Linked DNA regions of Homo sapiens: region 1 is linked to region 2. A link is a loop called in an ENCODE intact Hi-C map of the cell type or tissue named here. Cell type or tissue: chondrocyte. All regions are shown on one strand. Each heading gives the region's core, and the rest is flanking DNA. Links, peaks and the distances in the headings are about the cores only.

Region 1 (5,394 bases), core at 293-5,292, 420 kb before region 2:
TCCTGAACTTAACTGGCTTAGGGACCTCTTCTATAAACATTGCAGAAACCTGCAAACATGTCTATCATAATACCTACTATACTGCATTTGATTATGTTTTTCTCTATTCATTTCCTTCTTGCCTGAAAGCTCCTTGAAGTGATAATAGAGTTTTATTACTTTTTTTTTAATATATAGTGCCCAGATAGTTTTAATCTATAGTGCCTAGACAATGAGAGCTCAGGAAATGTTTGCTGCTGACATACAGGAATGAATTTTAAAAATCACATTTAGACATATACACTAAGAAAATTTGATTTATAGAATATTCCTGTGCTTCAAAGAAAAAGGCATTTTATTAATCTCTTATTTATCTGGCAATGTAATGTCATACTTTATTTCCCATCTTTGTATTAAGACTTTATCAACATAAAACCCTTAACAAAGATTTTGTTGCAACTGGAAATTTACTTGGTATTTTCTAAAATTTAAGTCAATGTATCACACCTTGAAGTCATACAATATCATAAGAAAATTTTAATGATGGATAATGCTTTTAATTACTATAGTCACTTTCAACATGACATTGATGATATTTTTATTTGCTTGTCTTCTGAATCTAATGTATGACCTAATAGTATGCCTCTGGATAGTTAAAAATATAACAAAGAGAAAATAAATGACTGAAAGTGATAATAATATTTTTAGTTATGTATTATTATTTTAAGGAATGCATTTGATATTTATATATACCTGTTCATTACTGAATAAATAAACTATAATTTATTATTTATTATTACCAAGGTAATACACCTTTGTTATAAAAAATGCTGAGCAATAAGAAGAAGAAAAAGTTTACTTAGAGTCCCCTGAAAAAAAGATACCCAGTGGCAAACATGGTAATTTTTCTTTCCCTCCTTTATCCATGTAAAGTTTTACATGGTTAAAGTCATAACACATGTATTTTAAAATAAAGCAAATATGTTCTGGTAATAATTTGTTTCTTCAGCAAATATTTTTTGGCACCTACTATGTGCTATGTACTCTTCTGGGTACTTGGGATATATCAATGAACAAAATAGAAAATATTATTGCCCATGTGCATCTAAAGCTCTGGGACCTACAAATATAAATAAAAATAAATAAGGAAATTGCATAGTATGTTAGAATATTCTATCAAAAACGAAAGCAGGGAAAGAGAATAGGAGATCAAGGAAGGAGTCTAAGATATAAATATAGTCAGATAAAACATGACTGAGAAGGCTAGTTTTGAAAATGGCTCCGAAGTAAGTAATAGAATGAATCCCAGAGAAATTTAGAGTAGAAGACCAATGACTGTGATGAAACAAAAACAGAAAGTTATTGTGGTTGAAGCAGAGGAAACATGGGAGATTATACTGAAAATAAAATACAGTGAGACTGTATTAATCCATTCTCATGCTGCTAATGAAGACATATCTGAGAACACCTAATTTATAAAGAGGAGGCGGTTTAATAGACTCACAGTTTCACATGGCTGGGAAAGCCTCACAATCACAGGGGAAGGTGAAGGAGGAGCAAAGGCATATTTGACAAGGCAGCAAGGAAGAGAGCATGAGCAAAAGGGAAAAAGTCCCTTATAAAACCATCAGATCTTGTGAGAACTCACTCACTATCATGAGAACAGTATGATGGTAACTGCCTCCATGATGAAATTACTTCCCACTGGATCCCTCCCATGACACATGGAGATCATGGGAACTACAGATAAAGATGAGATTTGGGTGGGGACATAACCAAATTATATCCTTCTACCTCTGGCCCCTCCCAAATCTTATGTCCTCACATATTAAAACAAAATCATGCCCTTCCAACAGTCCCCCAAAGTTTTGCCTCATTTTAGCATTACCTCATAAGTACAAGTCCAAAGTCTCACCTGAGACAAGGCAAGTCCTTTTTGCCAATGAGCCTGTAAAGTTAAAAAAAAAAAAAAAGTTAGTTACTTCCTAGATACAATGGAGGTACAACCATTGGGTAAATACACCCATTAACAATGGGAGAAATTGGCCAAAACAAAGGGTCTACAGGACCCATGCAAATTCAAAATCTAACAAGGCAGTAATTAAATTTTAAAGCTCCAAAACAATCTCCTTTGACTCCCTGTCTCACATCCAGGTCATGTGATACAAGAAGTGGGCTCTCACAGGCTTGAGCAGCTCTGCCCCCTGTGGCTTTGCAAGGCACAGCCCCTCTCCCAGCTGCTTTCACAGGCTAGCATTGAGTGTCTGCGGCTTTCTGAGGCACATGGGGCAAGCTGTTGGTGGATCTACCATTCTGGGATCTGGAGGACGGTGGCCCTCTCATAGCTCCACTAGGTGGCACCCCAGTAGGGACTCTGTGTGAGGGCTCCAACCAAGTCCCCAAACTGCAAAAAGCAGCAAGTCTCTGGGCACAGGCCATGAAACCATATTTTTCCTCCTGGGCCTCCTGGCTTGTGATGGGAGAGACTACCTTGAAGACCTATGAGATGCTCTGGAGACATTTTCCCCATTGTCTTAATAATTAACATTTGGATCCTCATTACTTATGCAAATGTTTGCAGCCAGCTTGAATTTCTCATCAGAAAAAAGACTGTTCTTTTCTATCATATCATCAGGCTGCAAATGTTCTGAACTTTTATGCTTTGCTTCCTTTGTTTTTAAATTATACTTTAAGTTCTGGGACACATGTGCAGAACATGCAGGTTTGTTACATAGGTATACATGTGCCATGGTGGTTTGTTTCACCCATCAACCCATCATCTACGTTAGGTATTTCTTCTAATGCTATCCCTCTACATGCTCCCTGCCCCCGGACAGGCCCCAGTATGTGATGTTCCCATCCCTGTGTCCATATGTTCTTATTGTTCAACTCCCATTTATGACTGAGAACATGTGGTGTTTGTTTTTCTGTTCCTGTGTTAGTTTGCTGAGAATGATGGTTTCCAGCTTCATCCATGTTCCTGAAAAGGACATGAACTCATTCTTTTTTTATGGCTGCATACTATTCCATGGTGTATATGGGCCACATTTTCTGTATCCAGTCTAACATTGACGGGCATTTGGGTTGGTTCCAAGTCTTTGCTATTGTGAATAGTGCAGCAATAAACATATGTGTTTATGTGTCTTTATAGTAGAATTATTTATAATCCTTTGGGTATATACCCAGTAATGGGATTGCTGGGTCAAATTGTATTTTTGTTTCTAGATCCTTGAGGTATTGCCACACTGTCTTCCACAATGGTTGAACTAATTTATGCTTTCACCAACAGTGTAAAAGCATTTCTATTTCTCCACATCCTCTCCAGCATCTGTGGTTTCCTGACTTTTTAATGATCACCATTCTAACTGGTGTGAAACGGTATCTCATTGTGGTTTTTATTTGCATTTCTCTAATGACTAGTGATGATGAGCTTTTTTCATATGTTTCTTGGCTGCATAAATGTCTTCTTTTGAAAAGTATCTGTTCATATCCATTGCCCACTTTCTGATGGGGTTGTTTTTTGCTCGCAAATTTGTTTAAGTTCCTTGTAGATTCTAGATATTAGCCCTTCGTCAGATGGATAGATGGCAAAAATTTTCTCCCATTCTCTAAGTTGCCTGTTCACTCTGATGGTAGTTTCTTTTGCTGTGCAGAAACTCTTTAGTTTCATTAGATCCCATTTGTCAATTTTGGCTTTTGTTGCCATTGCTTTTGGTGTTTTAGTCATGAAGTCTTTGCCCATGCCTACCTGACTTTATACTACAAGGCTACAGTAACCAAAACAGCATGGTACTGGAACCAAAACAGAGATATAGACCAATGGAACAGAACAGAGGCCTCAGAAATAATACCACACATCTACAGCCATTTGATCTTTGACAAACCTGAAAAAAAACAAGCACTGGGGAAAGGATTCCCTATTTAATAAATGGTGTTGGGAAAACTGCTTAGCCATATGCAGAAAACTGAAACTAGACCCCTTCCTTACACCTTATACAAAATTAACTCAAGATGGATTAAAGATTTAAACATAAGTCCTAAAACCATAAAAGCCATAGAAGAAAACCTAGGCAATACCATTCTGCCTCCCTTTTAAAGATAAGTTCCAATTTCAAACCATATATTTGTGAATGAATAAAACTGAATGTTTTTAGGAGCACCTAAGTCACCTCTTGAAGGTTTTGCTGCTTAGAATTTTTTTCTGCCAGACACCCTAAATCATCTCTCCCAAGTTCAAATTTCCACAGATCTCTAGGGCAGGGGCAAAATACTGCCAGTCTCTTTGCTAAGCCATAGCAAGAATCACCTATACTCCAGTTTCCAATAACTTCCTTATTTGCAAGACCACCTCAGCCTGAACTTCACTGTCCATATCACCGTCAGCATTTTGGTCAAAGCCATTCAACAAGTTTCTAGGAAGTTCCAAACTTCCCAGATCTTCCTATCTTGCTGTCTTCTTCTGAGCTCCCCAGATTGTTTCAATCTCTGCCTGTTACCCAGTTCCAAAGTTGCTTTCACATTTGCGGGGTGTCTTTACAGCTGTTCTTCACTACCTGGTACCAAGTATCTGTATTAGTCTGTTCTCATGCTGCTAATAAAAACATACTCAAGACTGGCTAATTTATAACGAAAAAGAGGTCTGATGGACCTACAGTTGCACATGGCTGGGGAGGCCTCACAATCATGGTAGAAGGCAAATGAGGAGCAAAGGCAGTTCTTACATAACAGCAGGCAAGAAAGCATGATAAAATAGAAAAAGTCTGTTATAAAACCATCAGATCTTGTGAGAACTCACACACTATCATGAGAACAGCATGAGGATAGCTGCCCCCATGATGAAATTACCTTCCACTGGGTCCCTCCCATAACATGTGGGGATTATGGGAACTACAATTAAAGATGAGATTTGTGTGGGGATACAACCAAATCATATCAGACAAGAATGGTAGCAAAAAGTTCAGGTAGGTGGCCATAAAAATAATCCAGGTGAGAAATTATTGATGGGGACAGGAGGCAGAAAAATTCTGGGCAGAATAATGCAGGTACCCAGCAAGGGTCCCACCCTCAAGCCTAGAACCATGGCCCAAAGTGAGAACATGCATTCCTGTTTTCCTGTTCAAATGTTGCCTTTTCTAAAACCACCCTTAACCCACCCCACTGTTGCAGGAAGTCAGGGACCCCAAACGGAGGGCCCGGCTGGAGCTGCGGCAGAGGAATATAAATTGTGAAGATTTCATTTTAATATGGACACATATCCATTCCCAAAATTAATACTTTTATAATTTCTTACACCTGTCTTTACTGCAATCTCTGAACATAAATTGTGAAGATCTCATGGACATTTATCACTTCTCTAATAATACTCTTATTATTATGGACATGCAAGTAGGAGAGAGATCACTGAATTCTTTTCCC
Region 2 (5,394 bases), core at 72-5,071:
ATAAAGCATTTTGTCTTACTAACTGTGAGAGCAAGAATCACACACAAAATATTGCAATAATAATTAAATGTAATAGATTAAAAATCAATACTTAATTGCAGAAAGTCTCGACAAAATTACAACATAGACTTGCACTCATACATCCTAAGGGGAGAGAGGAAGTCTTGGCTGCTAGCCCATTTGTGTGAGTGATGGATTTGGGAAAGCTGGAAGACAGCATTGCCCATATGTCTGCTCATTCAATCCATTCAGAGTGTTTGCAAGTATCTAATACATTTGATCTTGGGGATCTTACAAACAAACTACACAGGAAAACTTTTACAGTTCACAACAAGTTGTGCTTGTTCAATATTGTCATGTAATAAGACTACACTTGCCACTTAATTTCAGAGTAGCTAGTCAAATTATGTTTTTCAAAGTTGCTGAAAATGGAAATTAATTGGACATATTCATGGGTAGTTTGAAAAATATGCTGTTACAATCCAACAGAAATGTGATTCCTATTCTGATAATCTTTAAAAGACTAAGCCAATTTTAGGACCAATACAGCATTTGGCACTATGTTTCTGAGACAAATTTGGGTCATTTCAATATAATAGAAACCATTTCTGAAGCTGTTTAAGGCCACCAGGAAAAATTGGGAATAGTTTCTATTATACTGAAACAACCCAAATGAATGTAAGATGTCAGAACAAACATTTAATTAATGGATTTCTGGCTGGAGACAAATCTCAAATATAATTCAAAAATTTATCCATTTAAATAAGATAATAAATATATGGCAAAGAATGCCCACTCTAGATTGTGACTCCTGTACAAGGTGATCCTTTGAATCTGGGTCAGCAGAGAACAAAGTGAGAAAGAAAGCTTTGAGGCTATAGGACGATTCACTATTCCCTTAAAGTGGATGTGAAATCGGGAATATAATTTTTTCAGAAATAATCCTGGCTTTTATCTGTGAAAAGCTACAAAACAGAAACATTCATTCTAGAAACATTATGCTGTTTTTCTTCTATGTTTAAATCTCAATGTTATATGTGATATAATTATTTTTGTTAGAAGTGGAAGCTCCAGATTAAATCATAGACATAAAGGACTTTATAACAGTAATTCTCTGGGTATCCTTTCCCCACAAGACATTTTGGAATATTCTATAGTTATTCCCAGAAAGTTATACAATGACTTCATTAAAAATGATTTGGCTGAAAGATTTGAATGATAATGCATTTGCAAATTGAGTGTTGACTCTCCTTTAGAAAGTTTATTTCTGCTCCTCATACAGATATCTTTCCCAAGAGGATATCCAAACAGTTTTTTCTTTTGTCTCACTAAATCATATTTCAATTTTGCTTTTGAAATCCAAGACTCCAAAGTTTCTCATCTGGCTAAAACTAAGAAATGGTGAAACTAAGAATTGCCACATGGTAAGCAAGGCAAAATTGGGTGGCTGCTGACAAATTGTTTCCTCCATAGCAGAAAAATCATATTTTTTTCAGATTTCAGATTTATTATAGTACATTGCTATGCAACTCCAATATGTATTCAGGGTGCCCCCTACCCTAACATGATTTTCAACCACATAGTCAAAGGTAGTCTGCATTTGTGGTTTCCTTGAGAAGTCTGGATAAAAGTAATCATTGGTGAGAAGCAAGAATTGATTCCATGGAAATATGCCAATCCATGATGATTTCTGATTAGAATGACAATCCACTGGGATAGCCAGATGTCTGATTTTGAAAGGGGCAAAATAAATAAACTCACCAGGATTCTTAAACCATCACTGAGCTGCCAGTTTCCTCTCTGCCCAAATTGTTATACACATGGTAAGTTGTTCAGTCAATTTGTTTACTGTTATATTCTTTATAGGTTTTAAGTAAAATTTAGTGACCGTTTTTGATTTACTTTTTCCTATTTCACATGGAAAGATGCTTTTGACATAGTTCCCAACCAGTTATAGCCGATGGGTCCAATATCAGCAAGTATTTAATCCCTTAGTTCTAGATAAAAGAATGTGGTATTATGATCATGGCTATTCGTAATCTGTTGCCTTTAGAGTGGAGAGATGATGGGTTTGAGTGGAATGTATCTATAAACAGTCTTCAGTGAAAAGAGTGAGAGGGAAAATCTTGAGGAGATGTCCAAAAAATAATGGTGTCTTCTCCATCAGCTCATCCTTAAAATGCTGCTATTGACAATAAAAACAATCATATCAACTAACATCCTATTTCCTGAAGTATATTTCTTGTATCTATTTTTGTATTTATATATATATGTATATTTCAATAAAAGGCTTAATGGAATTAATTTTTCCATTTTTCTCAACCTAGTAATTGAAATGTTCATAATAAAGTAGCTTTCTATGTATGAACTGATGAGGTGCTAGAGATGGAAATTTTTAATAAGAGTAACAAGGTCACTTACAGTCTCCCCACGTTGCCCAGGGTGTCCTGGCAGCCCATCCTTCCCAGGTGGTCCCTGAAATTACAAATATTAAATACCACATGTCATAAATATTTAATTATTTTATAGTCTAAATGTGACATGTTAGAAAATTTTCTTTTCTTTTTATATTTCCATTAGCTATTTTACTTTGCTCTTCTGTTGATTTTATATATGATAATATGCACATATATCTCTTCAATATAATTCTGTAGCTATAGCTGAAACCAAAATAAAATAGTTGAACTCTTTTCTGAATATTTTACATTTAAATATATTTCATTTGCATCAATCATTTGTAAAATAATATTTGCAAAGGTTTGTATTTTCGTTTTTGTGAAAAATATTACTTCTTTAGCACTTCACAAATGAGTATTTCCCCCTTTTTGGTGATTTGTTCCTAATTCAATTCCCGGTGCATCAAAACTTGGATAACAGAGAGAAATAGTGCCCTCTAGTGGTAATCCGAGCTTCTAACTGACAAGAAGGCAAAAGAAGGCCGGGCAGGGTGGCTGACACCTGTAATCCCAGCACTTTGGGAGGTCGAGGCGGGAGGATCAAGAGGTCAGAGGATCAAGACCATTCTGACCAACATGCTGAAACCCCGTCTCTACTAAAAAACAAAAAAGTAGCCGGGCGTGGTGGCACACGCCTGTAGTCGCAGCTACTCGGGAGGCTGAGGCAGGGGAATCCCTTGAACCTGGGAGGCGGAGGTTGCAGTGAGCTGAGATGGCGCCACTGCACTCCGAGCGAGACCGTCTCAAAAAACAAAAAACAAAACAAAACAAACAAAAAAAAACCAAGAATGCAAAATAAATACAAACTCATAAAAAATGGCATTTTATCTCTCAAATTTTTTCAAGTAAAGGAAACAATACGTTATACTCAATTCTAGAAGTCATCAGGACAAATTTTTCCCAGTAGATTTTCTTAAATGTCCTCTTGGAAGCATAATGTTTGTGAAGTACCACAGAGCAAATCTGCTGCTATCACTTTGTATAAAGGATGCTGTCTTTGTCATGGCTTAAGAAATAAATGAAGCAATTAACTACAAACAAAGTGAACAACTCTGTGAGGGTCCTATATTTTAAATACTTAGTAGAAAGAAACTGCTTCTTTAGACTGCCTTATGGATTATTCATTCTACTCAGTAACCATTACGTATCAAGTTCAAATTTCAAAACATGGTCAACGGGTAGAGATAAAAATACTATCACCCTTCTAGATGAATGAAGAGAAATGATTCTTTTAATAATAATATTTTAAATTATAACAGGTACACCTCTCATTGTATGTTAATTATTTAAATAAAATTGTTTTTGAACATCTATTTTTAATATATGTTCTTATAGAGTGAGTATGAAAAACAGGCTTTGTTCCAAAATGTTATTTTCTCAAATAGCTTTCTTCCAACTGAGGGAGACTTTTTCCAGGTTGGCTAGTTACTTCAGGAGAAAGGTTCTTGGTGGTGCCAGAACCATCTTTGCTCCCTTAAGTCATGTGTATTGACATCCTGGGTGCCCTGTAAATTAACAACTCTAATTAAAATCCGTTATGCTACTTCACAACATCATGGCTTGCTCAGTGACTTCTTCAGGTTTTCCAGGGCTACTACTGCCATCCTCTTCTTCAAAAAACAAAACTGGAGTGTTTTTAACCAAGGACCCAAAACATTCTTGGATGTCATTTAACCATGGCTTCTTTAAAAAACATATATTACATACCCACGTATCATTTACTAGGTGTATACTAATGCTAAGACTTAGTTTTGCCCTCAGTTTGGAGGTGACATACAGAAATAAGTATTTAGTTGATTGGTAGTAGACTTCATTGAGGTCCAGTTTTACAAAATAGCAAATAAAACAATTTCTGTGCCTTATCACTGGTTTGATATATTTGGCAATAAACTTGCTTTCAATTCTGGGCAATAATAAAAGTTTTATAGAGAGGATGACAGCTGAAGGATATCAATTATGTCTGGCTTTTTTTTCCACCATACTAAAGTGCTTCTTAAATGATGTACTTTGCCACTAATACAAGACTTACTTTTTTTTAACAAAGCTGTAAATATAAGATTAAATATCTCATATTTGCTGACATAGATAACACATTCATTGCAAAATATTATAATACTTTAAAATAGCGATCTTAGGTCTAAGCGATCACATCCTGGGAAGAATGCAACATAATATTTAATGGCTTTCCTAGATAGACTGAGGGAGTAGTGTTAATATACTGCATTAAGAATTGGTGTCATTATCATTTTTCTTGATTTAAGTATGTACTTCTAATATCAAGCAATTAGCCCTAAATAAATATAAAGGCCACAAACTATTAACCAATGAAATAAGCAGACTAATTACCAAATAATTTCACGGTATCTATGTAAAAGTAATAATTTTTTCATCAAAATAGGCTTCCCAGGCTTCCCCTTTGATCTAGCTGGTACAGGACAGAGAGAACAAATTCATCTAAATGAGGGTATGCAGATTTGGCGAGAAAATCTGTGAAAACTTGTAGGTAATTGTTTAAGGATGTTTTCTCACTTCTCATTGGCACTGAGTTTTGACTTTTTCTATTCTAAATAGAATGTTTCTCATACTAGTCATGCTATAATTCTTAATCATTTCAAGTTAATGTGTTTTTTAAATGGATGGCTGCATATTCCCAAAATATGCCGATATGGGCATGATATTAACAGAATCTGAAGGGAATATTTAGATCCATATATATATATGTCTGTGTGAATATACATCATATATATATAAAATTTTTTCCTGCTATGATGAAGGAGATGAACCAATTAATTTACAGGAAGAGGTTTTTTCTATCTCTCTACCCCAACTTCTTCTTTCTATATCAAACAGATGAAGCCAATTCTGTCCCAAACTGCATAAAACTGCATACTAGAGAAATGGGGTATTTTTATTTCATGCTCTAATGTTTCACTTGTTA

What was found. Peaks named below come from ENCODE experiments on the same cell type or tissue, not always from the same donor. Only the 100,000 strongest peaks of a DNase experiment are listed, where the experiment ranks them.
Region 1: a loop joins it to region 2, with 10 times the contacts of the local background. A loop is called at or near these places in 7 of 110 quality-filtered maps.

What each region holds. Positions count from the first base shown.
Region 1 is chr1:102,548,654-102,554,047 of GRCh38, forward strand. No RefSeq gene overlaps it. Among named protein-coding and RNA genes, the nearest start is that of OLFM3, 550 kb to the left of the region's middle. RefSeq lists a silencer at 2,296-2,415. In chondrocyte, for the core only: CTCF peaks have their summits at 2,325 (motif pointing right) and 2,527; no DNase peak of the experiment used is centred there.
Region 2 is chr1:102,967,798-102,973,191 of GRCh38, forward strand. COL11A1 (collagen type XI alpha 1 chain) reads right to left here. Exons shown (of 67, transcript NM_001854.4): 37 at 2,422-2,475. Among named protein-coding and RNA genes, the nearest start is that of COL11A1, 140 kb to the right of the region's middle. In chondrocyte, for the core only: CTCF peaks have their summits at 2,902 (motif pointing left) and 3,117; no DNase peak of the experiment used is centred there.